2 separate regions of the Homo sapiens genome follow, and region 2 is linked to region 1. A link is a loop called in an ENCODE intact Hi-C map of the cell type or tissue named here. Cell type or tissue: Calu3. All regions are shown on one strand. Links, peaks and the distances in the headings refer to the core of each region. The heading gives the core; the rest is flanking DNA. Region 1 overlaps MIPEP (mitochondrial intermediate peptidase). Region 2 overlaps TNFRSF19 (TNF receptor superfamily member 19).

Region 1 (16,871 bases), core at 3,615-11,614:
AAACACAGATTGTGGAGCTCACCCCAGTTTTTGATTCAGTGGGTCTGAGGTGGGGCTCAAGAATTTGCATTTCTAACAGGCTCCCATGTGATGCTACTGCTTCTGGTCCAGGAACCACACTTTGAGAACCACTGGTCTGGATTAAGTATAGGTCCTGACCAGAGCAGCAGGGTGAATGGTGGCACCATTCACCAAAGCAGGGACTTCATGAGGAGATTGGGCATTTCACAAATATCTGCAGAATAATTGTATCCATAAGCTATATACAAATATCTACAGATAACAGTTTAAAGTCATATTCACTTTTACTGAATTAGCTTTTGGCAACACATTTTGTTTTTTATTTTTCTGTTTCTATAGTCACCAAACTAAATTCTTACCTATTATCTGGTTTCCCAAATAAGCCTACCTACCAGGTCAAGGTGTGCAGATGACTGTGCAGATGACTAACAGTAGTTACTTTGCTAGACACAGCTCCTTCCATAAATTAACAGACTGACATGCTACTCTACACATCGCTGAGTTTAATGGGATTAATCTGTTTCCTAGTGGCTGTATCTGGGAAGCTAGTAAACAGTTTGTAAATCTGCAAGGCCCATTTCCCTAAATCTTCCTTATGACTATGGCTCTGGCAGCAGCAACTAAGTCAAGAACTAATAACAGCATTTGGAAAAGAATGGTGTAGACAACCCCGGCAATCCTGTAGTGCCCTAGAACCAAATGGGAATGAGTCCTAATATCTGGACTCTCGACACTTTTCAGGGCACTCCCCCAATCACCTGGGCAGCATTCTGGCCATAACAATACTTGTCTATACTCTTGGATCACATAAGGAAGATCATATAATCATATGATTGAAAACAACACTTAAGTGTTTTTAGAATGTGGTATACTTTGTTAGTCAAATACTCAATTGGGCACCATAAATTAGCTAACAAATAAGCAAATGAACTGCAACATTAACACTGATGGTTAAAATTGCCACCTGCCAGATGAAGCCTCCACTGAGTCTCCTTAAAGTCTGCTTCAAACTGAGAAGCCAACATTCCACAGAATGAAAGCAGTCTTTGCATGAATATATACACATTGTGTTAGTGTATATACATAAAATATGTCGACTCCTCAACAAAAATGCTGTATGTACAGGCAACATCAGTTTGGGACATAAGAATCAAATATTTCAACATCTTTATTCACCAAAACCGAGGATCAGAAACAAGACTAAATGGACCTGTAGCCTATCACAAGAAAGTTCCTGAATCAAAAGATATTGATTTCAGTTGACAGACTGTCTATATTATAATAAAAATATTCCAACATACTTACGGAATTTTGAGGATTCAGTTTCATTTTCATCCCTCGTATCATCTCAAAATCTTTCAGAGTTCTATAAAACAGGTTTATCATTACTTGTTAGGACAAAATTTTAACAATTACATTATGAAAGGACTAGTTTGCTTATGTTACATTCCAATATTCATAAGATTAGATACAATTAGTAGTGCACACATAAATCACTATTAATCCAAATTTTACCTAAGTGTCATGAGAAATAACAATATATAAAGCAGCATATTACTGCGATTTCTACCTTAAAAAGCATCATGGTGGATAAATGTCTCAAGAGTACTAAAGCTTGGAAAAACTAGCAATGTCATTACAAATATGCAAAGCATTAATCACTAACTTTAAATCACTACTTTTTGCTATACCTTTAAAAGAGACTTAACAAATTAACTCCTAGAAAGGAATTTTATCATTGGCTACATTTAAGATTTCTAGTCATTTTTCCCCTTTGGAAAAACTCTAGCTGGTCAATAATTAAATAGGTATTTAATATTTGTAGAATATGACATGTATATTGGAATTAATTCCTATATATACCTGTAAAATGATGAAGCTATGCTTGCTCTAAAATCTATAGCTATGTAGAGAAAGACTACTAACACTTAACTAAGTAAAGCAGGATAAATCCTCAATAAGTGCATAACTAACCCTCTTTCTTTATTGTATCAAAGACACAGTGGTTCACCAGGATCATTAAAAGAAAATTTTAGAATTTATAAACATAATCCAAACTAGAGAAGAATGAGTTCTAAGGCATGAGTTTATAGTCCAAAACAGAAATGTGAGCCAAGATCCAATGTGTTGGTGTAGCCACAACAGGCAAACAAAATTTTAGACAGCATTACAAGAGAAAAAGAGAAAACATCATCCTTTTTTACAAACGGTGACTGCTTCTTCCTAGAATCCTTAGTACCTAAAGGTGTGCTGCCTCTCAACTAAGGCCTAGAAGAGGGCCAGTGAAGGGCAAGTGTATGATCGAAGGCACTGAGCAGGGGAGGGGCAGGGGAGGCAGGAATACAGGTTGAGCCTCCCTAATCTGAAAATCTGAAACTTTCTCAGCACTGACATGATGGTACAAGTGGAAAATTCCACATGTGATGTCATGTGATAGGTTGCAGCCAAAACTTTGTTTCAGGCACAAAATTATTAAAAACACTGTATAAAATTATCTTCAGGCTATGTGTATAAGGTGTATATGAAACATAAATGAATTTCGTGTTTAGACTTGGGTCCCATCCCCAAGATATCTCATTATGTATATGCAAATATTCCAAATTCCCCCCAAAAAATGAAATCCAAAACATGTGTGGTCCCAAGCATTTCAGATAAGGGACACTCAACTTGTTATAACAAACGGACACACCAAAGGCAGTAGAACACTTCAGCTTGAAATTACAAATGTTGAGATAGAACATCCTTAAAATACTACACAAAATTAAAAAGACACCACATCCATGAGCCTCCTGTATTTAGGCCAAAAGAAGAGAAATACTACTTTATGAACTTGTCATAAAATTCATGGTACAAGTTAAAATAAATAGTTTCAAAAACATTTTGGTAAAGATTTTTAAAGTGCAAATGAAAGATGAATTTCTAAAAACAATTGTTTAATGAAAGGGGACAGCTTATGTTTTCAAGAATGGCACATAAGGAAGACAACTATGGCCTTTTAAAGTATGTCTCATAGTGAGACAGGTCTGGTCCAATATGCCAAAACTTATATTCTAGGTCACTTCCTAATTTTTTATAAATCAAGTCTTCTTTAAAAAGACTAAATAACATATAACCAAAAAACTAAATAGTAGAATAAAAACTAACCTTTCAGAAAGTTTGTCAGATAGTTTTTCAAGGAACTGCATGACAGTCTCTAAAACGAAATCCAAAAGAAAATATCTTCAATTATGTGAAATAAAATGAACATATCTGTTAAAATTATTATGTGATGATCATAATCTATATCCCACAATTCCCTTAAAGTGATGATTTTCAAAGGGAAGTAGAGCTACCAACATATACCAAACATATAGTAAATGCTTCTAGGTGATGACGATCTTTTAATCAGAAAAAAATTAAATTGGCATACTAATAATCCACAGCGTCAGATTCTATCCCAAAATTAAAAGAGTTAATGGGACCAGGTGGCTCATGCCTGTAATCCTAGTACTTTGGGAGGCTGAGGGCAGGGGGTGGATCACCTGAGGTCAGGAGTTCAAGACCAGCAAGGCCAACAGGCTGAAACCCCGTCTCTACCAAAAATACAAAAATTAGCCAGGCGTGGTGGTGCATGCCTATAGTCCCAGCTACTTGGGAGGCTAAGGCAGGAGAATAGCTTGAACCCAGGAGGTAGAGACTATAGTGAGCCCAGACTGTGCCACTGTACTCCAGCCTGGGCAAGAAAGTGAGACTCCATCTCAAAAAAAAAAAAAAAAAGAGTTAATGGGAGGCTAAAGAAAAAAGTACAAAATTTCAAGGTGTTTCTATCTATTCATATGTGTAAGAAAAAAAAGTTCTGAGACATGTCTGACGTTTTCAGAGTTTTAAAGAGATATCTAGACTGCTTTGTTCATAAAAATAGGTGCAGTGTAGAAGTATAATTCCCTGAAATAAATTTTTTAAGATCAATGTTTTTCTTGATAACAATTTTATTGTTATATACAACTGTAGAATAATCTATTCAGGATAAATATGAAAAAAATAGCAAAATAAGAAAAATAAATATTAACTTCTGATAGAATTTTTAAAGTATTTTTATTAAAATACTTCTGCCATAGTTGTCATAATTTACAAACCCATAAAGGCAGTGCAGTAGAATTATCACCGTTTCCCACAAGAGGAAATGTTTTGCAAGTATTTCTGAATGTAGCACTTTTTATCACTGACTTATGTGTACAGAGCTTTCATATGTATTTTAGTTCACCACAAACACTATGTTTGTATTTTCCAGATAATCTTTTATACAGTTTTAAGTTTCCTGCCCTCTCTTCAATTTAAGTTATCTCCTTTTGAGTGAAATAAAAGACTAAGGAAATAAATAATGGTGGTTAACCTAAACCCAAACCATGAGGTTTCTTGCCACTGTCAATACTTAACAAGTCCTGTGTATACGAATTCTGAAAACACTGGCTCATGTGCCATATGAAACAACAATAGGAATTTTTGGGGAACAAAGACATTATTTAGTCAACAATGAAATCTCATTTTAGGATTATATTCCAGGTACCATACCAAACTGTTTTCAAATGAATCCCTATGTATGCTTGTATACGTTTTATTTCTTAATAACCGTGTTTTAACATTCACCCATCTTATTCTTCCAGTCATTTTACATGTGAAGAATCTGCCTCAATTAATTTTTTTTTTTTTTTGAGATGGAGTCTTGCTCTGTTGCCCAGGCTGGAGTGCAGAAGTCCCATCTCGGCTCACTGCAACCTCTGCCTCCCAGGGTTCAATCGATTCTCCTGTCTCAGCTTCCTGAGTAGCTGGGATTACAGGCACCCGCCACCGCGCCCAATTAATTTTTGTATTTTTAGTAGAGATGGGGTTTCACCATGTTGGCCAGGCTGTTCTTGAACTCCTGACCTCAAGTGATCTGCCTGCCTCAGCCTCCCAAAGTGCTGAGATTACAGGCATGAGACACCACATCTGGCCTGCCTCAATTAGTGTCCCCAGAGAATTGTCATATTAAGATTCAGTTTGAAACCCCCCACTAAGTGCCTCACCGCAGTTACCTCCTCATTCACTAGCCACATGAATGCCCGCCTTAGCCTCAGTCAGCCTCTCTGTCTTCCTTCTGCTCTGCTGAGGACTCACTCCATCACTGTGCATGACAGTTTCATTTCCCTCAGGGCGCCTTCCACAGCCACAGATGCATCTGACAAATGCCCCGAGCTCCTAAATCCCATGGCATTGTTTTGTCTGTACTACTCCATCGACACCGAAAACGTGCCAACCTCTATTATTATTTATCTTTTTATATGCATATATCCAGCTCCTCAACTAAGCTTTAAATCCTCAAGGACCCAGAGCACATCTTACGTGATGATGTGCACAACAGCCCCCTGCCAATACATCAGCACACCAAGCACTTAGTGCACAAGGGTGACCTGCCAGTCACGGAATCTGGAGCTGGGTGCTGCAGGTCCAGTGAGCTCCACGCTGCTACAGCCAGTGGTCATGCCCAGCCCTCCTCACATCTGACCTGGCCACAGCATGAGTCAGCTGATCTCTCCCCTCTCCTGTAGACAGACCTTCTGCGCGGCCTCCAGGACCACACCCTGTAATCACTTTCCACCTCCCTTAGTGGCCGTTACATCTGGCAGCGTTAACTAGCAGTTCCTCACATGCCTGGCCTCTTAAACTTGAAGGCCCCAGAGCGCAGTCCTTGGACTTGTTCTTTAAGTTCACTCTCTTAGTGGTATCAGAATCTCATTTTAGAGGTTCAGACTTACATATGAAGCTCAGAACTCCACACTCCATCTAACTGCCTACCCAACTTCACCACTTGAACCTCATTTGGTATCTCAAACTTAACTTGAAACAAACCAAGTTTCCGGTCCTCCCAATCTTAGTTAACAGTAGTAACTCACTCTCTTTCTAGTTGCTTAGGTCGAAAATGTTGGCTCCCTCTTCCAAATACTCTGTACCCAGAATCTGATCACATCTTACCACCTTCCCTGCTACCACCTGGTCAAGATGCCAACACTTCTCATCATGGTTACTGCAAAACAGCATCTAAACAGGCCCTCTTCTACCCTGGCCCTGCTGCAGTCTTCTCTCAGGAACAGCAGCACTGACTCACCATTAGCACTGGAGTCAGATCATCTCACTCCTCTGCCCCAACCCCCACAGTGACCTGCTGCACTTGCATCAAGTCTCTACTTAATGCCGCCCCTTGTCAGTCTGTTCCCACCTCTCGCCACTCTCCTTGCACACGCTGCGCTTCAGCCACTCTGCCCTCCTCAAACGTGGCAGGCATTTTTCTGCCTCAAGACCTTAGCACTTGATAGTGACTCTGCGTGAAACCTTTCTCCCCTCAAGAGCCACAGCCTCATGCTTGTGTCTGTCAAGAGCACGCTCACATTCCACATTCTAAGTGAGCCTTCCGACAATGCTCTCTAAAACTCCAACACCAGCCTACATGCCCACATACCTTATCCCCTTCCCTGTTCAGTTTTCTCCATGGCTTGTATTAACTAATAACATACCACATACTTTATCTACTTATTTCGTTCTTTACTGTTCTTCCCTTGCTCCCAAGAATGTAAACTGCATAAGGATAGGAATTTTCTTCTGCTTTGTACACTGACTTATTTCCCTGACCGAGAATAATATCTGACATACAGTGGGCAATCAGTAAATATTTGCTGAATTAATAAACAAAAGGGGGATGTAGATGATATAAAACATAGGGCATTAGGTCTCAAGCAGCCTGTGGAAAACCATAAATGTAGCATATGTGTTTAGGCTTCAGTTCTGCCACATTTTAGCAATATAACCTAACCTTAGATTCCTTATCTGTGACACGAATACAAATACCTACCTCACAAAGCTGCAGAGGAAGGAAATGAGATAACAACAGGATAAGCACTGAATGATATTCTAATATTATTATTTTATATAAATATAAAATAAAAATATGGTACTATTATAATCAAACTGTTGACAACAGCGACTACAGAAAAACATACTTTTCACCAAACTGATACTTACAAAAAAAGAAAAAACATACACTAAAAACACACATTTAATACATAACATACATATTATATCTGTTTAGGAGCTTCGATTATATGAAAAAAAATGTAAGTGTTTTAAGGGTTCGGGGACAAAGGAGTCCAAGGAAAGTGAAAAAGTTTAACCAGCTTCATGAAAGAGGTGGGTTTTGAGCTGAGCACTAAAAAAACGGGGTAAGATTTTAACAGGCAGACCAGGAAGAAAAGCTGCTCTCCATAGGAGAGTGACACGAGCAAGGGAACCCAGGCCGCAATGAGCGTGACACGCCTGTAGCTTAACCGAGAGCCCTGACAGGTCAAGGGAAACAGTTGTTTACGAAAGAGTAAGAAGTAAGATTGAGTGCATTTAGAGAACTTTGGAGAAGAGAGGAACATGCTAGGGTGAGAAGGGATAAGCACAGAAGGAATAAAGACAAGCGAGGATTCAGGTTGTGATCTGCCCCCAGTGTCCCCTCTGTCGGTGAGTGGAATGTCTAACCAGATGTACAACCAGAAACCCAGGGGGCCCACCACAATGCCTCCTCCTCCCTCTCACCCTCACTAAGTCTTGCAACTTCACTGCCAAGACCTTGAGTCTCACGCAGCTCCATCATCACGGCCACCCTACTCCTGACTCACCACCTAAATTACAACTGTAAGTTAATAAATGCTTCTGAAAAAACGTATTATGTACATTTATATTATTATTGTGTAACATTTTCTCTTAGACATTATGAATCATAAGGAACTCAACATAGCACAAGGCAAGTTTATGACAAACCCAACGACACACTTCCGTAACACCTCACCTAGCACAAACCTTCCTAAGCAGTACTCTTCTCTCTGAAAAGGAGGCTTATCTGACTGTGTGTTTTTTATATGACCTAACCTACATTTAACCTTGACCTCAGTAAACATACTGATCTTTCATTCTCTTACACTAATTCTAACCAATTTGTCAAATTCAGCACAGAAACTGTGTTAAAATGAAAACAATTTAGACTAACATCAAAATGAAAATTTAGGTTATGATTTTACTCTCAACATTCACATAAAATAAAATTCTTTGGTTGGACAGAATTATGCCAAATTATTAGCTCTATTTAAAAATGGTTCCTATAAAAATACATAGAAAATCTCAATAAATGGTTCTCTACATGTATTAAAAATAGAACACTAATTTACAGCTATTTAAAATCAAAAGCTCAGTTTCATAAAAATCCTATTTTGCCCTTAAATGTTGGATAAACAGGCTTACCTGGATTTTTAGCTATCGTTCCTTGGAGAGCCCTGTGAGAAAACGTGGAATACCCCACCAACTTTGCCAGAAGATCTCTGCTGCTGAGCAATTCTTCTAAACATTTCAATTGACCAGCATTGGGATAAAGAAAAATTTTATAAGCAGCTTCTCGCACCTACGTTTAAAAAGTAAATGGTGAAGGCTATAAATATCATCACACAGTCCTATGCAACAATAACACAGGCTCATGCTCACCACTTGATCTGCAGATGATCACTGCTTTCAAAATAAAGCAATGGTCTACACGAGGCCATAAAGCTTCCAGAGTCATAAAATAGCATGGGATGCAATAGCATACTTGACTGCAGCTCTAGGGTACTGTTCTGAGGTACGGTGGGGCAAACCTCTACCCAGTGCGTGGATCTCTATGCTATAAAGCGTCTTAACCAGGAGAAGTAAGGCTGCATGAATTTAAAAGTCTCTGTAGTCTAGAATGTCAGTTAATGGTGTTATTAATCATACTTTAAAAATAAGGAGTCTTGTATGAAATATAAGTAATTAAATCATTTTCATTCTTTAAAGTGTTTATGGCATTAATAATTCCACAAGTTAAATTTTTAGGGCTTAGTAATGCTAAAAAGTTTTTAAGGATACTATTATATTATCACTGAATTTTGGGTTAAAACAGTAGCAACACACAAATGGGACCTAAACAACAAAGAGAATGAAACATACATACCAAGTCATCTGGTGATTCTGCGTGGAGACCATCAATTATGATATGATCCCCAGCAGATGTAAAGTTACGACGAATGTGTTCTGGTAAGAGATGCTTCTCAATCTTGTTGGGAAAATTGGTTCCCATAAGAAATGTACTACTCAAATCCAAGATTTTAACATTGAGGTCCACTGCTCTTTTACGCTGTATGCAGGAGGAGTAAAAGTTATTTAAAGGCGTTTTGAATTAATATTTCACAATTTAATAAACAAAATATAAATATGTCAAATCAACATATATATTGTTGAATTATCACTTAATAAAATATTAGTTTAGTAAAATGAATATATTGTTACTATATTATAAATAATATATTAATTTTACTTTTAACAGATATTTAATATTCTAACAAAAAGATCATACTTATGGTTTTCTGATGTTTCTATGTTTTAAGATTTACATAACTTCTAGTTCTATTTTATGTCTAGGTTATATAACTAATTGTTGAAATTAACAACATTGAAAAACACATGCCAGGTGCAGTGACTCACGCCTGTAATCCCAGCACTTTGGGAGGCCAAGGAGGGCAGATCACTTGAGGTCAGGGGTTGGAGACCAGTCTGGCCAACATGGTGAAATCCCATCTCTACTAAAAATACAAAAATTAGCTGGGCGTGGTGGCACGTGCCTATAATCTCAGCTACTCAAGAGGCTGAGGCACGAGAATCGCTCGAACCCAGGAGGCGGAGGTTGCAATGAGCCGAGATCGCACCACTGTACTCCAGCCTGTGAGACAGAGGGAGACTCTGTCTCAAAAAAAAACAAAAAACAAAAAAACAGTTATTTGCAAAAGTGTAGTGAGCCTCCAGAAGGGGGAAGCACATTTTAAAAGTTCTGATTTTGGGTGTGGTAGCACACGCCTGCAGTCCCAGCCCTATGTGGGGCTGAGGCAGCAGGATCACTTGAGCCCAGGAGGTAAGGCTTCAGTGAGCTACGATCACACCACTGCAACCTGGGCAACAAAGCGAGACCCTGTCTCAGGGGGGAATAAAGTTCTGATTTTGCATGTGCTTGAGCTGCTACAGAATGATACAGTGAAGTCTAAGAAGCAGACTGGAACCCCAGGGCATGGTCCTTTCTTCTACTCTGTGTCCCTGCCATGTGGCACATGGTCCTTGCTCCTGCCAGGCCTTCAAATGGTCAGTGATGAGGACGTGGATGGTGCGGACACATCTGCTTAGGTTTAATCTTGCAGTCATATCTTTGTAATACACAATAACCTGAGAAAACGTGTATTAGCAAAGGGGTTGCCATAAATGCTCTAAGATTAAATATAAACTAGAAACCACATAATTAGGCTGACTGGAGGAGAAGGGCTGAATTTTCAGTTATTGGCTACTCAAAAACTAGACAGGCTCTGCAGATGAATTTTCAGTTATTGGTTACTCAAAAACTAGACAGGCTCTGCATATGAATTTTCAGTTACTGGTTACCAAAAAACTAGACAGGCTCCGCACTGGGCTCATGTTGGGCTTCAGGTGAAAGTGTACACAAATCTTTCTGGGAGAGGAGATAGCAATTAACAAGTTCTAAACTGTTCTATGCTCCTAAAAAATGATTAAGCCACAATACTAATATACTTTTTAAAGATAAACATAGATGATGTAGAGGCATGCTTGATAAGATGCTGAAAAAATTGAGTATATATCAATATCCCCAGAATTTCAATATAGAAAATTCAAATTTCATGGAAAAAAGTTTTAGGAGACTCCCATTTCCTTACAGTCCAGATTTCTCTTTGCTTATTTTGTTTGATATGGCCATTTATCACCACCTAATGGTAACAAGTGGAATAACAAAAAAGATGAACAAGATTTTGAAATCACATTACAGTTCCAAAATTGTCTTCAAAACTTTTACTTTGAAAAAAAAAATGTGATAAAATTAACTACTTTGAAGATTTTATCTACTGATAAAACCTCTGGAAAAATCAAAACTGAGTTCATGCCAACTTCAATGATCTGCCAGGCATATCACTTCATCATTCTGTGGTAACAATGAAATGTACAATAATCTGAACTCTTGAAAAATTCTATGAAATTTCTGTGTTATTAAATAATGTTAAAAATAAACATTTCTATTACATTTAAACTTATAAGTTATATTTGTATGAGACCTTAAAAATTAAGGCCGGGTGCAGTGGCTCACGCCTATAATCCCAGAACTTTGGGAGGCTGAGGCAGGTGGATCACCTGAGGTCGGGAGTTCGAGACCAGCCTGACCAACATGGAGAAACCCCGTCTCTACCAAAAATACAAAATTAGCTGGGCGTGGTGGCACATGCCTGTAATCCCAGCTACTCAGGAGGCTGAGGCAGAAGAATCGCTTGAACCCGGGAGGCGGAGGTTGCGGTGAGCCAAGATTGCCCAATTGCACTCCAGCCTGGGAAACAAGAGTGAAACTCTGTCTCAAAAAATAATAATAATAATAAATAAATAAGAAACCAACTGGAAAGAACATAGGCTTTGATGATTTATAGATTTTGTTGGTGGGTTTATTTCATGGTCTCTCTTTTGAAAAATGGAACATGTCTACTTTATATCCTGTCCTAGTGGAGCACCTCTGAGAACAAACATGGAAGTTACAAGGGAAAAACTGAGCAGGTTTACTTTAGTTGCATATTCAATATTGAGGGGTTCCCTGGGAGCTGCTCCCGGGGAAAGAGGAGCTACACTGTAATCATATGTTAGATAAAAGCGGCAATGTCTATGCTGGTGAAACTGAACATATACTATTTGTCAGCAAAATTTCAAAAGCACCCTTCATAAGGATACATTAAAACTATTCACATGGATTCTCTACTAGCAACCTTCCTTCTGAAGATATCAAACTTGATGATAGCTAGCATTATCATGATTTGTCATACATTCACTCAATACTTTTACTGAGTCCAAAACTAATATGCATTAAAAAACATGATCCACGTTCTTGATCCTTTGTAAGCCTAGAAGTTAGATAAGCAACACAACAATAACAGCATCATCATCAACAAAAGGTAAAGAAGAATGCCACATGACTGAAATAAGTAAAATACGTTCGGATGAATACAAAATTCCACCTGGGGGACTGATAAAAGCTTCGCAATGTGGCGTGAGGATGAAGCCTTCATGGGGACTTCAGCCAGGGAAACCTGGTGAGCAGGCCTAGGAGGAGGACAGCAAACACATGGGGGAGGACACTGTGTATGAGGGGCTGACAGCCGGAGCACAGCCACGAGTGTGAGCTCTTTGTTACATGTTAACTTCACTAGACAATGGGAAGTCCACAGGAGGATTCTGGGCAGGAAAGTAACAAATCAATACTTTATGAAAACTAATCCAGTGTTCACAGACGGGGAAGACTGACCAGCAGGATGGTGACATGCTGGCCATGGAGGCTCTGGAGTCTGTCTGGCTTACAAAATAACGTCCCACAACCTCTACAGCCTTGGTCTAAAAAAAGCCAGGAATAATAGTAGCACCAAGCTCAAAATTGTTGTGAGGATTTGATGAGAAATATATGATTTAAAGTAGCAAATACTCAGTTGATGTTAAATCACTGTTAGGAAGACAGAGGCCTTTAGAACAGCCCGGGTGTTTGGTGATAAGAATCAAGGTGATTTGCTTTTGGGATGCAGACAGATGCAGGACTGTAGGAACAATGCAAGGACTTGGTTAGAAGATATGACAATATTAGGAAGGGAAAGAATACAACTAACTCCCAAATTTTATTTTACAGAGAAGTATTAATGAAGAATTGATGTGGAAAGCGGCAAACGTGGTCACCTTAGGCAATGTGAGTTTACAGTAGAGCCCATAAGCCTCATGGGCTGCTGGGAAGGCACGTCCTGGCTCAGGGTCAGACCAGGAATCACATGCTGAACCTTTAATGCCACACAAACACATCAGATGTGTGAGGGGTTACAGCATTACTCAAACTCAGCACCTATCAAAATGGTAACATCTATTGTATGTGATACATATTTCCAAGGCCCTGCCTTCTGCTTTTCCAGATATTTTGATAACTTAATCTCTTCATAGGTAAGTGGTTTAATTCTACCATATTTACTAGGAAAAATGTATTACTGTTTAAAACAAATAAACAAAAAGCCATAATAGTCTAGACTGCAGGTGAGTGGGGGAGACTGTGGGGCAGGCTGAACTTCCAATGGTGTCAAGTCCCTCCTGTTCTTCCAACTCTGAATTTACAACTGAAATGAGGCACTTGGTTTCTCAGGATGTTATGTGCTAGAAAGAACAGTGGCCAGTGTTAGAAATTTTAAGAACACTGGCCATTTGTTAGTTAGGATGGCAACTTGAACAAATCACTTTGTCTTGTTTCCACATCTGTAAAATGAAGGGGATGGACTAGGTAGAAGGCCTCCATCCCAGTGTAAACACTGTGTAATCTATGCTTGTTCCATCAGTCAAACACACGTATAATATAAATAAATACACTTATGTAAGGTCTTATGTGATATTCCCTGTACTACCAATCTTCAATGACATCAGCTTTCCCATTCACTTGCCAGTCTTTCCTGATATTGCCTATCTCATCCTAATTCCATGATTATCTAAAACACTCCACTTGGCTCAAGCCTGTCTTAATTCTGAATTATCATGGTGTGATAGGTCAACTTCCAGAGAGGGGACTATATTCAAATACAATCTAAAGAAGAATTTCATAACAGATAAAAGACCTGCACGTTTTTGCAATATGCAAATTCAAGCAATATATACAAGGACTGTAGCAATAATGGTATCAACTAAATGTTAGTAAAACTGGAAGAGTCAAAAAAACAGCAGAAAGATGTACCTTTTCTTTGTCTAGATGGATTCCACTAATTTCAAAATCAAACATAAACAGTTCAGCCACTCGCCTATAAATGAAATGAGCCCCAGGTTATAACAGGTAATAAAAATTGCTAACAAAAAAATTGTGGTTTTTTGTTAAATAAATAAGTCTTTTTCAGCCTCACTGCCAAAAGTTTCTTCAAAACACACACACACACACACACACACACACACACACACTTTGTTTTAAACAAGGAGCTTAATATCCTCAGATATTAAGGCAAACATCAGGCAAAACACCTATCTGACTGACAATTATGATTGGCTTGTCATGTAAGAGCTTATTCCTTTATTCAGAGAGTACAAACCTGTGAAAGCCACAGGTTTGTACTAAATAATAATAATAATTTTATTTAGTACACAGGTTTGTAATAAATAATTTAGTACCACAGGTTTGTAATAAATAATTATTTATTTCAACTCAATCCAAATCCCAATAATTAAAAACATAAAACAGTTTTATATTTGGACAATTTTTCAAAGGCCCTCTGCATGAGATTTTTAGTTTTTCTTCTAGCCAGTAGCAGCTATTTAGAATATTAAATTCTTTGATGCTGTGCTGGAAGCTGAGTTTCTTGGCTAATGAGAATTGTTTTCTTTCTTTTTACTCCTGCTTCATGCTTGGAACCAATTTCAAGTGTAACACCTTTTTTTTTTTGTCAATGGTATTTTTTTTAAAAAAAACCAACAACATTGAATGGAAATAATCAAATATTTGATCTACTCTTTTGGCTTTCCTTGAGTTTTCAAAATAGATATATTTACCTTCCTGATTATTACATCAAATATACCTTGAATGGAAATTTATAGTGTACGTTTATCGTATTACACAATATAGGTCTATTATGTAACAAAACTAATGCAGAAACATATGAAACATTTAAAATCACTAATCCTATCAAAGATAATGACTATTAAAATTCTTGTATTTCCTTTCAATCTACTTTTAATGTTATATTATATATTTAGAATAATTAAGGCCCAACTGTATATACTTTTGTATCTTGCTCTTTCTTGTAAAATTATATCACAAACATTGAACAGTTCTCCATGTCTTTAAACGTTCTTCAAAAAGTTGGCTTTTGATGCTTGTTTTGTGTTGTTATATAGACTGCAAATGTTTTTACTCTCCCACTCCCATGAACCACAATATAATAAAAATCCTTGTTACAGTTTTTAATCCTTGTTTGTTTCCTTAGGATAAATTCCAAGAAATTAATCACAAAGTATGCACATTGATATATATTACCAAATGCTCCTCCATGAAGTCTTATCAATTTACCCGTAACTAGAGAGGATCCATCATCCCAAACCAGAACTACTATTCTTATTCTGTTTCAACTTTGTCAGCTGCTGGCTGACAAAAAGTTTTGCTTCATTCTATCTTTCCTTAATGGTGGTGGGTCTCATGCCAGGTACAGAGCAGAGCACTTTACACAAATTATTTCCCTTACATCTCATATGATTCTTATGAAGTACTTTTTATTTCCGTTTTACAAAGGAGAAAACTAGGGTTTAGTGAGCCCTGAAGCCAAAGTCCAACCCCGCAGTTCCATTCTAGAGATGCAGTTCCACCCACTTCACACTTGGTGCCACTGTTACAGCTGTGGCACACTGCTATCAATTTAAGGGCCATCTGTTGCTATGCCTTATTTTGTGAAATGAGAGTTTCACAAACAGAATCTTTTGCCCATTTTTCTATAAGGGGGGTTTTTGTTCTTCTTTTTTTAAAGTAATTTGAAAGGTCTCTTAACATAGATAATATATTAACTCTTTGTCATATCAGAACCATTTGTCAACATTTGTGTGTTCTGACTTTGAATGTGGAAGCGTTTTGCCTTACCAAAGTTTGCAATGTTTATATAATAAAAATCAATGAATCTTTCTGTTGTATGAGTTTGTATCATGCCAAGAAAGACCTTCCATATCCCAAGATTACCAGTAGTTTTATAATTTCTTTTAAAAATATTTAAATCTTTAATCAATCTACTTTTTTACCCCAAATGGTTATCCATTGGTCTAACATCATTTCCTGAAAACCAAGTCTTTCCCTACTGATGTGAAATGACACTTTTATCACATACCAAATAGTCTTACTGTTTATGTATCTGTGTCTGTGTCTAAAATTTCTCTATTCTTCCATTGATCTAATTGACTATTCTGGCATTTTTAAGTATAACGCTCTTTAAATACAGCATTTTTATATGTTCTACTATCTGGTATAAGTCCCTTTTTAGTACTTTTCCTTACGAGAGTTTTCCTGCCTATTCTGGCATATTTATTCTCTATGACTTCAAAATCATTTTAAGTAACAATAAAAAAATTCTTTATAAATTGGATAGCATTAAACTTATAGTAATAAACATTACTGAGCTTTCTTCTTCCTTAAGAATACAGCATGTTTCTCCATTTCGGTCGCTTGCATGCTTCCTAGGTGTTGTGTATGTTGCGGTTCTGCACTCTACCTTCCCAAGTTCATTCCAACGTGTGTTACAGCTTTGGCTGTTCTTGCAACTAGAATTTTCCCTCCATTATATTTTCTGGAGAATGTGCTTATTATAGTCTTTGCATACATGAAAGCTCTTAATGGCTTTGGAAAAACCCCAAGTTAAACAGGTTTCTTTATGGCCTGGCTTCTCAGAGACTCTAAACTACTAAAATTCTTCAAGCAGGGAAATACATTGATACATCAGATTTCCAAACTTACTGACTGAAGGAACCATTCTGAGAAAAGTTCTGAACATCTCAGAGACTAGTATTTCAAGGACTGAATCTAAGAATAACATGATGAGTTACTCAATTTAAATCATTCCCTCTGTACATTAACTTACAAGACTTTATTAAATCTTTAATTCTTTGTTTTAGCCACTGTCTTATATTTTGCCATATGCATGGTTCTAAAATATAGTTCTTTCTGGGTGCTAGCCAACACTCAATGATATCTAAGTGCCACGATACTGCAA
Region 2 (16,871 bases), core at 4,818-12,817, 270 kb before region 1:
CTCTTTTGCTCAGGCTGGAGTGCAGTGGTGCAATCTTGGCTCACTGTAACCTCTGCCTCCCGGGTTCAAGTGATTCTCCTGCCTCAGCCTCCCGAGTCACTGGGATTACAGGCACCCACCACCACTCCCAGCTAATTTTTGTATTTTTAGTAGAGATGGGGTTTCACCATGTTGTCCAGGCTGGTCTTGAATACCTGACCTCAGGTGATCCGCCTGCTTTGGCCTCCCAAAGTGCCGGGATTACAGGCATGAGCCACCACCCCCAGCCCAAAATTATTTTCTATTTCTGATCCAATATTATGTTTTTATCTCTTTCAAATGGCATTTTATTATTTTTGCATGTAATTAATAAGTGAAAGATTGCTGCTCATTCATGATATATGTAACAATTGTTGAAATTATCTTATTTAAATGTAGGTGAAGTCATAAAATTGCAGTGTTACTTGTGGCACTATGATGATGATATTATTTTGCCTTTATAGGCATATATCTCTTGTAACATATTCTAGAAGCTAAAAGACCATAAATTCTAATTTGGAGCCCATGACCTACACAGTTTATGAATAATTTAGAATAGATTTTTAAAAGTTATTATTTTATATAGTTGTTTATATTCTTCTTGGTTCCAAAAAGCAGGAAACACAGATGGAAAATTTTAATATTTGAAAGTTTGACAAAAGATTTATGAATGTGTTCAAAAGAACAAAGTTTATTTAATCTAGTGATAAAATAATGATCTACAGATATATAAAGAAAGATTTACACTGAAGACAGTATGCAAAGTTTTCTTGAAAGACAAGGTTAGGCTGGATGCTGTGGCTCATGCTTGTAATCCCAGCACTTTGGGAGGCCGAGGCAGGTGGATCATTTGAGGTGAGGAGTTCAATACCAGCTTGGCCAACATGGTGAGACCTCATTGTTACTAAAAATACAAAAATTACCTGGGTGTGGTGATGCACACCTGTAATCCTAGCTACTTGAGAGGATGAGGTAGGAGAATCGCTTGAACATGGGAGGCGGAGGTTTCAGTGAGCTGAGATCACGCCACTGCACTCTAGCCTGGGCAACAGAGTGAGACTTTGTCTCAGAAATAAATAAATAGATACAAATAAAAAAAATAAAAAAATAAAGACAAAGTGGGATTCAGGTGAATGTAGGAGAGCTTCCCTGCTGTAATTGGAGGCTGTTAAACATTGAATAATGGTCTAAGAGGAAGGTTGTGTAATTTCTTTCTCTTTACGGTCTCTCTGTGGTGGAAGGGAAGCTCCTACCCCTTATAAATAAGTAAACTGCAAGACTGGGAGTTGAGGAGGAGTTGAGGCAAGAATCTTTATAGCCTTAAAAATTTTCTTTCTTTCTTTCTTTTTTTTTTTTTTTTGAGACGAAGTTTCGCTTTGTCACCAGGCTGGAGTGCAGTGGTGCGATCTTGGCTCACTGCAACCTCCGCTTCCCAGTTTCAAGTGATTCTCCTGCCTCAGCCCTTGCAAGTAGCTGGGACTACAGGTGCGCACCACCACACCTAGCTAATTTTTGTATTTTTGGTAGAGACAAGGTTTCACCATGTTGGCCAGGATGGTCTCAATCTCTTGACCTCGTGATCTGCCCACCTGGGCCTTCCAAGGTGCTAGGATTACAGGTGTGAGCCACCGTGCCTGTCTGTCTCAAAGAATTTTCTAGTCTCAAACCTCACCTTGAATTCTTCCTCCTGCTTGCCCTAGATATTAAACCTTTGACCTTAAAGAGGTTGTTAGATATCTTCACAGATATTCCTGCTTCAAGGTGGAGAAGGTTTGTACAGAATTATATGCATCAAAAACAATGTCCTGTGCTCAACTGTGTGGTAAGCATTAGACAGAACAGCAGTGTCTGTTACCCCAGTTCCTCCTAAGATTTTCAGCTTCCATTAAGGAAAACAGAACCGCGTCAGTAGCACTATTCAGGGCATTCTTGCTTAGGGTAAGGGGTTGGACCAAACGTCTTCACCAATTCTGTGATGCTGCTAATACCAGCATTACTCATGAAATACTGTCCGTTAAGCAGATAAACATACTTTTCTAGGATGATATCTTACAAGGAGAACTTGTTGTTTTCAGAAAAAATAAGAGAAAAAAGCTATATTTTGGAAAATGACAAATAACCTCTGTTTTTGCCTAAGTATACATTTTCCATTTAAGTCCTATGCTGTGAACCAAAGCATACTGTTAGGTCCCAGGCAGTGGCTCAGTGGTAATCAGTAAAGGCATAAGCTCAGATTTGGATGGCACTTCTACTTTGAAGAGTTCCGAGAGTTGGGCCACTACTGCCATCTTTATCATCATCACCAAGGATTTTACTGGTGTCCTGATTGTTAGAAATTATTATTTGAAAGACATCCTCTAAGGAAATGTAGTTCAGTTGAAAAGGGTTGAAACTTCCTCATCAAAACCGCATGGCAGATAAGTCTAAACGATAATTGCGAAGTTCTTGTGGCTACGCTCTTGTGGCTATACTAATTATTCAATTTATTTAATTCATTATACTTGAATATGTTTATATTTCTTAGATTGAAAAATTTTTCAATTCAGATTTTTTTCTGGTAGCAAAAGGACCTTGGGTCATATATCAAAGAAAGTCATAACTGTTTTTTTTTTAAATATCTTCTTACTTAGAGAAGAGAACAGCTCCTAAGTCATGTCATATCTTGAGTCCCAGAGGGTATCTGAGGAGGATAGCAGTTAATTCCAAGAAAATGGGATACCCTGTTTAGAGAATCAATGAGTATTCTCTGGAATACAGAGAAGAATTTGGCTTATTGATTTAGTTGTTCCACTGACTTATTCAGAAAGTGTGTTTTCTTCCTAAAGTGAACATTGAATTGACTTGAACTGATATTTACATTCAGTGATTGTGTGACTAATATTGAAAATATTGTTCCTTTCTTGCAAAAAAAAATGTTTAACATACTTTAAGATAACATTTTGTTAAATTTTTTTTTTCAGTCATGTAAAGTGACTTGTGAATCAGGAGACTGTAGACAGCAAGAATTCAGGGATCGGTCTGGAAACTGTGTTCCCTGCAACCAGTGTGGGCCAGGCATGGAGTTGTCTAAGGTATATTGGATACATGGCAAAGTTGTGTATCTGTGTTTGTAAAATGCATTCGTCTTAACTCAATTCTTTGAGTTAATTATTAATGAAACTTTGGATACCATGACAGAATTATTGGATCATTATGTCACTTTAGCCAAATATCATACAATTCCTTTTTTAATACTTTTGATTCATGTGTCTTACTGAGATAAATAGGTTCTCAAACCCAGAATTCAACAGATGTCATTGTTTTATATAATTTAAAATTTGTAGTGTTTCACTAAAACAGTAAAATTTTTAAGGTTAATTTGCATTAATCAATAACAACTGAAATTCCACTGAAGATTTAAAACTAAAGCATTGTGTGGTGGCTAGCAAGATGGCCGAATAGGAACAACTCTGATCTGCAGCTCCCAGCGAGATCAGTGCAGAAGGCAGGTGTTTTCTGCATTTCCAACTGAGGTACCCAGCTCATCTCATTGGGACTGGTTAGACAGTGGGTGCAGCCCATGGAGGGTGAGCCAAAGCAGGATGGGGTGTCACTTCACCTGGGAAGTGCAAGGGGTCCGGGTACTCCTCCCCCTCACCAAGGGAAGCCTTGAGGGACTGTGCCATGAGTAATGGTGCACTCCAACCCGGATACTACGCTTTTCCCATTGTCTGTGCAACCCACAGACCAGGAGATTCCCTTAGGTGCCTACACCACTGGGGCCCTGAGTTTTAAGCACAAAACTGGGCAGCTGTTTGGGCAGACACTGAGCTAGCTGCAGGAGTTTTTTTTTCATACCCTAGTGGCATCTGGAACACCAGCGAGACAGAACCATTCACTCCCCTGGAAAGGGGGATGAAGCCAGGGAGACAAATGGTCTAGCTCAGCAGATCCAACTCCCATGGAGCCCAGCAAGCTAAGATCCACTGGCTTGAAATTCTCACTGCCAGCACAGCAGTGTGAAGTCCACCTGGGACACTCAAGCATGGTGAGGGGAGGGGCGTCTGCCATTACTGAGGATTGAGTAGGTGGTTTTCCCCTCACAGTGTAAACAAAGCCACCTGGAAGTTCAAACTGGGTGGATCCCGCCACAGCTTGGCAAAGCCACTGTAGCCAGACTGCCTTTCTAGATTCCTCCTCTCTGGGGAGGGCATCCCTGAAAGAAAGGGAAAGAAAGGCAGCAGCCCCAGTGAGGGGCTTATAGATAAACTCCCATCTCCCTGGAACAGAGCACTTCAGGGAAGGGGTGGCTGTGGGTGCAGCTTCAGCAGACTTAAACGTTCCTGCCTGCCAGTTCTGAAGAAAGCAGCAGATCTCCCAGCAAAGCACTCGAGCTCTGCTAAGGGACAGACTGCCTCCTCAAGTGGGTCGCTGACCCCCCAGCCTCCCGATTGGGAGACACCTCCCAGCAGGGGTCGCCAGACACCTCATACAGGAGAGCTCTGGCTGGCATCTGGTGGGTGCCCCTTTGGGACGAAGCTTCCAGAGGAAGGAACAGGCAGCAGTCTTTGCTGTTCTGCAGCCTCTGCCAATGATACCCAGGCAAACAGGGTCTGGAGTGGACCTCCAACAAACTCCAGCAGACCTGAAGCAAAGGGCCTGACTGTTTGTAGGAAAACTAACACACAGAAAGGAATAGCATCAACAAAAAGGGCATCTACACAAAAACCCCATCCAAAGGTCACCAGCATCAAAGACTAAAGGTAGATAAATCCACAAAGATGAGGAAAAACCAGTGCAAAAAGGCTGAAAATTCCAAAAACCAGAACATCTCTTCTCCTCCAAAGGATCACAACTCCTTGCCAGCAAGAGAACAAAACTGGCAGAGAATGAGTTTGACAAATTGACAGAAGTAGGCTTCAGAAGGTGGGTAATAACAAACGTCACCAAGCTAAAGGAGCATGTTCTAACCCAATGCAAGGAAGCTAAGAATCTTGAAAAAAGGTTAGAGGAATTGCTGACTAGAATAACCAGTTTAGAGAAGAACATAAATGACCTGATGGAGCTGAAAAACACAGCACAAGAACTTCATGAAGCATACACAAGTATCAATAGCTGAATCAATCAGGCAGAAGAAAGGATATCAGAGATTGAAAATCAACTTAATGAAATAAAGCGTGAAGACAAGATTAGAGAAAAAAGAATGAAAAGGAACAAACAAAGCCTGCAAGAAATATGAGACTATGTGAAAAGACCAAACCTACATTTTATTGGTGTCCCTGAAAGTGACGGGGAGAATGGAACCAAGTTGGAAAACACTCTTCAGGATATTATCCAGGAAAACTTTCCCAACCTAGCAAGAGAGGCCAACATTCAAATTCAGGAAATACAGAGAACACCACAAAGATACTCCTCAAGACGAGCAACCCCAAGACACATAATCTTCAGATTCACAAAGGTTGAAATAAAGGAAAAAATGTTAAGGGCAGCCAGAGAGAAAGGTCAGGTTACCCACAAAGGGAAACCCATCGGACTAACAGTGGATCTCTCTGCAGAAACCCTACAAGCCAGAAGAGAGTGGGGGCCAGTATTCCACATTCTTAAAGAAAAGAATTTTCAACCCAGAATTTCATATCCAGCCAAACTAAGCTTCATAAGTGACGGAGAAATAAACTCCTTTACAGACAAGCAAATGCTGAGAGATTTTGTCACCACCAGGCCTGCCTTACAAGAGCTCCTGAAGGAAGCACTGAATATGGAAAGGAAAAACTGGTACCAGGCACTACAAAAACATACCAAATTGTAAAGACCATTGACACTATGAAGAAACTGCATCAACAGGCAAAATAACCAGCTAGCATCATAATGACAGGATCAAATTCACATATAACAATATTAACCTTAAATGTAAATGGGCTAAATACACCAATTAGACTGGCAAATTGGATAAAGAGTCAAGACCCATCAGTGTGCAGTATTCAGGAGATCCATCTCACGTGCAAAGACACACATAGGCTCAAAATAAAGGGATGGAGGAATATTTACTAAGCAAATGGAAAGCAAAAAAAAGCAGGGGTTGCAATCCTAGTCTCTGATAAAAGACTTTAAAGCAACAAAGATTGCAAAAGACAAGGGAATTACATAATGGTATAAGGGATCAATGCAACAAGAGGAATGGAAGGGCTAACTATCCTAAATATTTATGCACCCAATACAGGAGCACCCAGATTTACAAAGCAAGTTCTTAGAGACCTACACAAAGAGACCTGGACTCCCACACAATAATAGTGGGAGACTTTAACACCCCACTGTCAATATTAGACAGATCAACGAGACAGAAAATTAACAAGGATATTCAGGACCAAACTCAGCTCTGGATCAATTGGACCTAATAGACATCTACAGAACTCTCCACCCCTAATCAACAGAATGTACATTCTTCTCAGCACCACATCGCACTTACTCTAAAATTGACCACATATTTGGAAGTAAAATGCTCCTCAGCAAATGCAAAAGAATGGAAATCATAACAGTCTCTCAGACCACAGTGCAATCAAATTAGAACTCAGGATTGAGAAACTCACTCAAAGCCGCACAACTACATGGAAACTGAACAACCTCCTGAATGACTACTGGGTAAATAACAAAATTAAGGCAGAAATAAATAAGTTATTTGAAACCAAAGAGAACAAAGACACAATGTACCAGAATCTCTGGGATACAGCTAAAGTAGCATTTAGAAGGAAGTTTATAGCACTAAATGCCCACAGGAGAAAGTGGAAAAGATCTAAAATTGACACCCTAACATCACAATTAAAAGAACTAGAGAAGCAAGGGCAAACAAATTCAAAAGCTAGCAGAAGACAGGAAACAACTAAGATCAGAGCAGAACTGAAGGAGATAGAGACACCAAAAAACCCTTTAAAAATCAATTAATCCAGGAGCTGTTTTTTTTAAAAGATTAACAAAATAGATAGATCGCTAGCTAGACTAATAAAGATGAAAAGAGAAAAGAATCAAATGGAAACAATAAAAAAATGATAAAGGGGATATCACCACTGATCCCACAGAAATACAAACTACCATCAGAGAATACTATAAACACCTCTATGCAAATAAATTAGAAAATCTAGAAGAAATTGATAAATTCCTGGACACATACACCCTCCCTAGACTAAACCAGGAAGAAGTTAAATCCCTGAATAGACCAATAACAAGTTCTGAAATTGAGGCAATAATTAATAGCCTACCAACCAAAAAAAGCTCAGGACCAGATGGATTCACAGCCGAATTCTACCAGAGGTACAAAGAGGAGCTGGTACCATTCCTTCTGAAATTATTCCAATCAATAGAAAAAGAGGGACTCCTCTCTAACTCATTTTATGAGGTCAGCATCATCCTGATATCAAAACCTGGCAGAGACACAACAAAAAAAGAAAATTTCAGGCCAATATCCCTGATGAACATCAATGCGAAAATCCTCAATAAAATACTGGCAAACTGAATCCAGCAGCACATCAAAAAGCTTATCCACCACAATCAAGTCGGCTTCATCCCTAGGATGCAAGGCTGGTTCAATATACTCAAAACAATAAATGTAATCCATCACATAAACAGAACCAATGACAAAAACCACATGATTATCTCAGTAGATGCAGAAAAGACCTTTGACAAAATTCACCCCGTCATGCTAAAAACTCTCAATAAACTAGGTATTGATTGAATGTATCTGGAAATAATAAGAGCTATTTATGACAAACCCACAGCTAATATCATAGTGAATGGGCAAAAGCTGGAAGCATTCCCATTCTCATTGAACAATGAGAACACATGGACACAGGGAGGGGAACATTACACACCAGGCCCTGTCATGGGGTGGGCGACAAGGGGAGGGATAGCATTAGGAGAAATACCTAATGTGGATGATGGATTGATGGGTGCAGCAAACCACCATGGCACATTTATACCTATGTAACAAACCTGCACGTTCTGCACATGTATCCCAGAACTTACAGTTATATATATATATAAACCCTAAATCATTGATAACAGAAATCATGAATGCTACTACTTACTGGGACTTCTTTTTCTTAAAATGAATGTCAGCATTACTTGTCAAGAAGTAGAGCCTGCCAGTGTCTTAAATAAAGATGCTCTGAGATAGCAGGCATTTTCCAAACCATGGTTTTGAACATTCCTTTGACAGTATGTGTCTTATTATTGATCTCACCACAGTGAGTGTATGTTACTCCCAGGAGCACTTTAAATATATTCATTTCAACCACTATGTGCTAAGAAACTGTGTGTTAGTGTGTGTTATATCAGGACACATTTCACAGTCTTGGATGTTTTGAAGCCTGCCTTTTCTTGTGAGCACGTTCAGAGCTATACATCCATTTGCTTTATTTGCTGATCTTTTGAAGATGTTACTAGTTGTGGAGAAGTGATGTATTGTTTTGTTTTAAATAAAACATCAAAGCCTTTCTGTTAGAAAAGGAACAATAGATTTTTCTTTTTATTTAAAGGGACTTTTAAAGAGAAGTCCTTTTCCCCTACAGACTGCCATTATCTACAGTTGAGTCTTGTCATTCATAGATTTTTGATCAATGATCTATAAACAGCAGGAAACAAAGAATTATGCATTCTGCAAGTGGCTTCTGATAGATAGCGTTTCTCTCTGGCTTTTGTGTTAAATGAGTGGTGGCTTTTAGTATCCTGGGCTTTACATTTGGATTGAAACTGACTGACCTTCAAAGTCTGTGTGATATCTCATTAACAGTAGCATCTCAACAGGTATTTTTCAACCCCTGTTGATTACAGTAACAAGTACTTTCAGACATAGATTTTTCTGTGTGGGGTGTAAAAAGATTAATTTTTAACAGGTTGACATATCTAGGATCAGTGAACAAAGTATTTAAAAATGCCATCATGCCCAAGAGGAAAATAGACTGCTGATGGAAAGAGTGAAACTCTGTAAAATATTTGAAGAGATTTATTCTGAGCCAAAAATGTGTGACCAGTGGCCCATGACACAGCCCTCGAGAGATCCTGACAGCATGTGTCCAAGGTGGTAGGGCTACAAGTTGGTTTTATACAATTTAGGGAGACATAAGACATTACTCAACATTGGTTCAGTCTGGAAAGGCAGGACAACTGGGAGTGGGGAGCAGGTAGGGGAAGGGGGATTCCAGGTCACAGGTGGATTGCAGGATTTTCTGATTGGCTATTGGTTATTATCTAAAGACCTGGAGTCAATAGAAAGGAATGCCTAGAGTCAATAGAAAGGAATGTCAATAGAAAGGGTTAAGATAAGGGGTTTTAGAGACCAAGGTTTTATCATGCAGATGAAGCCTCCAGGTAGCAGACTTCAGAGAGAATAGATTGTAAGTGTTTTCTTATCAGACTGAAAGAGTCTGTTCCATCAGTAATTCCGGAAGGGAGGAGGGTACCATGAGGCATGTCTGGCGCCCCCTTTCCATCCTGTCCTGAACTAGTTTTTCAGGTTAACTTTGGAATGTCCTTGGCCAAGAGGGGGGGTCCATTCAGATGGTGGGGGCTTAGAATTTTAATTTTCGTTTAAAGATGATGACATTTTCTTTTCCTCAAACATTCTTCTTTTCCCAAATCTCAGTGAAAATCTGAATGAAACTTCACAGATTCTGAGACATGAGTGAATAGTTTCTAAGAAATTACTGTCTTATATTCATCCTTTGAATCTGCAGAATATAACCTTAAGTTAATTTTTGGAGAATCAGACCATAAGATGAAAGTCCTATTAGCCTTAATATTTTTGTTGATTAAGAAATCATTTTTCCATTTCTGATTTCATATATATGAGGAATTTAGAGGTTGTCACTCTATCCCAACAGGAAGTAAAAAGCTGAACAAACTGAAAAGTCCGCAGCTCTTAGATCTGCAAGAGAAGTGAGGTCGCAGGCAGCTACAGAGAATCACAATACACTGCTGCAGAAGCCTCCCCTGGAGCCAGCACCAGGGTGGGAAACCTGCACTGTTATTGACAGCCTGCTGTAGCCTAGGTTTGGAAAAGTCTGAGAGTTAAAACTCCAGGAGGACCCACTCATAGAGCACCCTCCCATGCTTTTGTGAGTTTTACTTCCAGGAACTCAAACCGATTTTCATAGTAAATGTCAAAATCAAAACAAAACAAAACAAAAAAATCCCTTGTTTTTCTGACAGGGGAGGCAGAAAAGGAACATTTTGAAATATGCTAGAGTGCTCTTTTTCTTAACAAGGACTGCCCTCAAGAGAAACACATACACCAAAGGCTCACCTGCTGGGGTTTTATCAGAGCCTAACTGACCTGGGGAAGGGAAATACTGACTCAGTCTGCTCCAGCCATTCTCTCCCATTTAAGGGAGAGGCACTGGGGAAGCTTACAGTACAGAGGCACAGGCCTGCACAGGACTATGGAAAGCTGCCCTTTCCTTCACATCTCACCTCCACATTACTAAAGGCCTGTTTATAGCAGCTCCTTCTACCCAGTGTATCATGTATGACATTTGACAAAAATGTACAAAGCATACTAAAAGGCAAAAAATACAATTTGAAGAGACAATGCAAGCATCAGAACCAGACTTGGCAGGGATCTTGGAGTTATCAGAGAGAATCAAGAACAACTATGATTAATATGCTAATAGCATTAATCATGAATATTCTGATTTAATATGCTAATCAGGGAAAGGAACAGAAGAAATATTTGAAACAATAATGACTTAGAATTTTCCCAAGTTAATGCCAGACACCAAACTGCAGATCCAGGAAACTCAGAGAACACCAAGCAAGATAAATGCCCAAAAATGACACCAAGTATATCATTTGCAAATTGCAGAAAAACAAAGAAAAAACCCTCCAAGAAACTAGAGGGAAAAAAACGCCATATGTACAGAGGAGCAGAGATAAGAATGACATCTGACTTTTACTCAGAAATCATGCAAGGCAGAAGAGAGTGCAGTGAAACATTTAAAGTATTGAGAAAATAGCACCTAAAATTCTGTACCCTGAGAAATTTTCCTTCAAGAGTTAAGGACAAATAAAGACTTTCTCAATCAATTGAGGGAATTTGTTACCAGTAGACCTGCCATGTAAGAAATGTTAAAAGAAGTTCTTTAGACAGAAGGAAAATAATATAGGTCAGAAACATGGATCTACATAAAAGAGCATCAAAGAAGTGCTAAGTGAAGGTAAAATAAAAACTTTAATTTTCCTATTCTTAATTGATGTAATAGATGATAGTGTGTTCAAACTAATAATAGAAACAATGTATTTGATTGAGTATGCTTGTGTGTACACACACACACACACATAAGTGAAATTAATTACAGCAATGATACAAAGGGTGAGGAGGAGGAATTAGAATTATTTTGTTGTTATAAGGTATTCACACTATCTGTGAAGTAGTACAGTGTTAGTTGAAAGGAGGCTTGGACTGGTTATAAATGTATAGTGCAACCTCTAGGGCAACCGTTAAAACAAGTATAAAAAGAAGTATAACTGATATGCTAAGAAAGGAGATAAAATGAAACCACATAAAATGCTCAATTAAAACTACAAAAGGGAAAATGTGGAAGACAGAAATAAGAACAAATAAGAAGGCCAAGAAATGGAAAACAGTAATATATATGGTAACTATTAGCCCAACTATATCAATAATCATTTTCAGTGTCAGTGATCTGATGTACCAATTTATAAACATTATCAGAGCAGGTCAAAAAACAAGATCCAACTCTGTGGTCTACAAGAACCCACTTCAAATATGAAGACACACATAGATGAAAAGTAAGTGGATGGAGAAATATATACCATGCTAACACTAATCAGAAGAGCAGGAGTAGCTATATTAATTTCAGACAGAGCAGACTTCAAAGCAAAGACAGATGTCAGGGATAAAGATGGACATCATATAATCATAAGGGAGCTAATTGTCTAAGAAATTATAATAATCTTTAATGGGTATGCCCCTAGCAACAGAGAATCAAACCATGTGGGACAAAAACTGATAGAACTACAAGGAGATATAGATAAATCCACTACTGTAGTTGGAGACTTCAACACTATCAGAAATGGACAGATTCAGCAGGCAGAAAGTCAATATGGACATAGTTGGACTCAACACCATCAATCAACTGGATATAACTGACACCTATAGACAACTTCATTCAGCAACAGCAAAAGACACATTATTCTTAAGCTGTCATGGAAAATTCACCAAGCTAGACCACATATGGGGCCATAAAACACACCTTAACAAAGGTAAAAGCATAGAAATCGTATAGTGTCTGCTGTCAGATCACAATGGAATAAAACTAGCAATCAATAACAGAAAGATAGCTGGAAAACTCTAAAATACTTGGAGATTAAGAACACACTTCTAAATAACACATGGGTCAAAGAGGATATTGCAAGATAAATTTAAAAATATTTTGAACTAAATGAAAATGAAAACAGAACTTGTCAAAATTTGTGGGATGCAGTGAACCAGTGCTCAGGGGGTACTGAAGGCACATATTAGAAAAAAGAAAGAGCCAAAATTGGTGATCTAAGCTTATACCTTATAAAACTAGAAAAAGAAGAACAAATTAAATTCAGAGTAAGCAGAATAAAATAAATAACTATTAAAGCAGAAATCAATGAAATTAAAAACAGAAACTCTGGAGAGAGTGAAGAATCACCAAAAGGTGATTCTTTGAAAAAATTCAATAAAACTGATGGTCCTCTAACTAGGCCAACTTAGAAAATAAGGGAGAGGACACAAAGTACTAATATCAGTAATGAAAGCATGGACATCACTATAGGAACATTAGAAATGCTGTGAACAACTCAGTGCCCACACATTTGGTAACCTAGATGAAATGAATCAATTCCTTGAAAGACGCAGTCTGACAAAGCTCACACAAGAAGAAATCCACAGTCTGTATAGGCCTATATTGACTGAAGAAATTGAATCAATAATTCATAACCTTCCAAAACAGAGAGCACCAAGTTAAAGTGAATTTACTGGTGAATTCTACCAAAAATGAAGAAGAAATTATACTCATTATCCACAACTTCTTCCAGAATATAGCAGAGAAAATACTTTCTAACTCATTCTGTGAGGCCAGAAATCACCCTAATGCCTAAACCAAAGACTTTACAAAGAAACTATAGACCAATATCTCTCATGAACAAAGATACAAAAATTCTCAACAAAATATTAGCAAATTGAATCCAACAATGTATATTAAAAAAATCACACACTGTGACAAAATGGGATTTATCCCACATACACAAGGCTGGTTCAGCCTTTGAAATTCAGTTAATGTAATATGTCACATCAGTGGGCTAAAGGGGAAAAAAATCACATATAGCAGTAAGTGCACAAAAAGCATTTGAAAAATCTAACACCCATTCATGATTAAACAACAACAACAACAAAAACCTCTCAGTAAACTAGGAATGGAAAGGAATTTCCTCTACTTGGTAAAGAATTTCTACAACAACCACAACAAAACCAAAACTCTAGAGTTGATATCATACTTAATGATGGAAACTAGAAGCTTTCCACTAAGATCAGGAACAAGGCAAGGATGTTCCCTTTCACCACTCATTTTCAGCATCATACAAGAAATCCTACCTCATGCACCAAGACAAAATAAAAAAAAAGAAATAAAAGGTAAACTGATTTGGAAGGAAGAAATAAACTTCTCCTTGTTCACATATGGCATAATCATCTATGTAGAAAATGCAAGAGAATTAACAGAAAAACTCCTGGAATGAATAAGCAATTATAGTAATATTTCAAGATACCTGGTTAATGTACAAAAGTCAGTAACTTTCATATATACTGTCAGTGAACAAGTGGGATTTGAAATTAAAAACACAATATAATTTATATTAGCACCCCCCCCAAAATAAAATACCTAGGGATAAGTCTAACAAAATATGTACAAGATCTTTATGAGGAAAATTACAAGACTCTGATGAAAGAAATAAAAGAAGAACTAAATAAATGGAGAGATATTCCATGTTTATGGAGAGGAAGATTCAATATTGTCAAGATGTCAGTGTTTCTCAACTTGATTTATAGATTCAATGGAATCCCAATCAAAGTCCCAGCAAGTTATTTTGTAGATATTGACAAACTGATTCTAAAGTTTATATGTAGAGGCAAAAGACCCAGAATAATCAACACAGTTATTTAGAAGAAAAAGTTGGAGGATTGACACTACCCACATCAAGACTTACTGTAAACATATAGTAATCAAGACAGTGTGGTATTGACAAAAGAAGAGACAAACCAATCAGTGGAACAGAATAGAGAGCCCAGGAATAGACCCAGCTAAGTGTAGTCATCTGGTCTTTGACAAAGTAGCAAACAACATGATGGAGAAAAGATAGAGTCTTCAACAAATGGATCTAAAACAACTTGACATCCACATGCAAAAAATGAATCTAGACACACCTAACTCAAAACAGGTCACAGACCTAACTGTAAAATGCAAAGCTATAAAACTCCTAGAAGATTTTCTCTAGAAGACCTTGGGTTTGGTGATGACTGTTTTATATGACACCAAAGGCACAACCTATGAAAGAAAGAATTAATAAGCTAGACTTAATTAAAATTGAAAATTTCCACTCTGCATAAGACACTGTTGAGAGAATGGAAATACAAGCCAGAAATTGGTGGAAAACATTTGTAAAAGATATCTGAAAAAGGACTGTTATTCAAAACATACAAAAAATTCTTAACACTGAGAAAACAAACAAATCCAATTTAAAAATGGGTAAAAGACCTTAACAAACACCTCACCAAAGAAGATACACAGATGGCAAATAAGCATATGAAAAGATCCTCCATATAGTATGTCATCAGGGAAATGCAAATTTAAGCAACGCGATATCACCGTACACCTATTAGAAATCCAGAATCCAGAATCCAGAACACAGACAACATTGAAGGCTGTTAAGGATGTGGAGTAACAGGAGTTCTCATTCCTTGCTAGTGGGAATGCAAAATGGTACAGCCATTTGGAAGACAACTTGGCAGTGTCTTACAAAACTAAGCATACTCTTATTATTTGATCCAGCAATTGAGCTACTTAGTATTTTATCAAAGGAATGGACACTTAACGCTTATACAGATACCTGCACACAGATACTTATAGCAGGTTTGTTCATAATTATGAAGACTTGAAAGCAACCCAGCGGTACTTTAGTAAGGGGTGGGTAAATAAGCTGTGATCCCTACAATGGAATATTACTCTGCACTAGAAGGAAATAAGCTATCAAGCCGTGAAAAGACATAGAGGACCTTAAATGCACATTACCAAGTGAAACAAGCCAATTGGAAAAGTCTGCTTCCTGTATGATTCCAACTATACGACATTCTAGAAAAGGCAAAACTATGGAAACAGTAAAAAGATCACTGGTTGCCATGGGTAAGGGTGAGGGAGGGATGGATATGTGGGCATGGAAGATTTTTAGGGCAGGGAATCTACTCTGTGTGATACTGTAATGGTGGATGCATATCATTCTGTGTTGTTCAAACTCACAGAATATAACACCAAGAATAAACCCTAATGTAAACAGTGGAACTTAGGTGACAGTGATGTGTTCATAGATTGTAAAAAATGTATCATTCTGGTGCAGGGTGCTGATAAGAATGAGCCTTTGTGTGTGGCGGGGGAGGGCGGGGCATGTAAGGACTATCTCTCTACCTTCCTCTCAATTTCGTTATGAACCTAAAAACTGCTGTAAAAAATTGTGTTTCTAAACAGAAATACTCCATCTTCTGAGAACAGTATCTGATAACAGGTGCTGTATTTCATATTCCCATGGCTATCCAGAAGAAATATTTTTCTCTAGATAGCAGTTTTCCATAAGGATTGAAAGAGCTGTCCCCCTGTGAAGTAAGAGCCAAAGGGAAGCAACCAGAACATTTCTGCCTTTATGTACTTATTTCATTTGTTCATCTTCTGTTCCCATATTTATAATTTTTTTAAAAAAAAAGACCAGGACAAATTGAATGAGGAGCAATAAAAGTAAAGGTAATAATGCCAGTGAAAAATGAGATTCTTAGGACCCACTCAGGTGCACAGTTGTATACCATGTTACCACATGCCTGCCCTGAGCTGTCCACCTGGAAGCCCATGTTGTTCAGTCTTCTACCCTGTATCTACAGAGCACCCAGCTCCTGACACAGTACATGAGTGAACAAATCAGTTAATCTCAAATATTACTTGGAAAAAAAAGTGACACTTAAATCTGGTAATATAAAAATGAATGAATTTGTGTATATGTTATAAATCATATATTTTGCCAAGTCTTTTTTCTTAGTTTTAGCTCATAATAAATAAAATCAGCAACTTAACTTTGCTCATGCTCTAACATACAACAGAGAGGCAAAGGATTCAGATACACAAATGAAAACATAAATATATTTTTATTTTCCACCCCACTTAACTCAGAGAGCTTGAGCTTTTTATAAGCAGTTACTTTAATGTTAGATGTTTTTAAATTGTCCATTCATGAATTTGTGATTTCTTCTTTTCATTGTTCCTTTTGCAACAGCATATGTCTTTCAGAGGAAAGAAAAATAAGTTATGAGGATATTAAAGTCAGATAAATCACTGAAATTAAAATTACATTTAACTGGCTAATTTTCACTTCCAAGCTTTACAAATCAAGGGAAAATTTAGTCTTTTGACTAAGACTAAGCTTTAAATTTTTTTTCAGACAACTACGTTTATAAATAATCTTTTTTAAAGCTTGAGATATTAAATGTATAGTTTGGGCCAGGCACAGTGGCTCACATCTGTAATCCCAGCACTTTGGGAGGCCGAGGCAGGTGGATTGCCTGAGGTCAGGAGTTCCAGACT

What was found. Hi-C counts contacts between places; a loop is a spot of excess contacts. Peaks named below come from ENCODE experiments on the same cell type or tissue, not always from the same donor. Only the 100,000 strongest peaks of a DNase experiment are listed, where the experiment ranks them.
Region 2: it touches region 1 in a loop (5-fold over the local background); 5 of 110 quality-filtered maps call a loop at or near these places.

The regions. Positions count from the first base shown.
Region 1 is chr13:23,860,976-23,877,846 of GRCh38, forward strand. MIPEP (mitochondrial intermediate peptidase) reads right to left here. Exons shown (of 19, transcript NM_005932.4): 5 at 13,871-13,934; 6 at 9,038-9,220; 7 at 8,317-8,473; 8 at 3,166-3,214; 9 at 1,327-1,387. Among named protein-coding and RNA genes, the nearest start is that of PCOTH, 19 kb to the right of the region's middle. RefSeq lists an enhancer at 5,146-5,285. In Calu3, for the core only: a CTCF peak has its summit at 10,846; DNase peaks (open chromatin) are centred at 7,346 and 7,626.
Region 2 is chr13:23,590,367-23,607,237 of GRCh38, forward strand. It overlaps TNFRSF19 (TNF receptor superfamily member 19), which reads left to right. Exons shown (of 10, transcript NM_148957.4): 3 at 2,979-3,089. Among named protein-coding and RNA genes, the nearest start is that of TNFRSF19, 28 kb to the left of the region's middle. In Calu3, for the core only: no CTCF peak of the experiment used is centred there; DNase peaks (open chromatin) are centred at 9,175 and 9,425.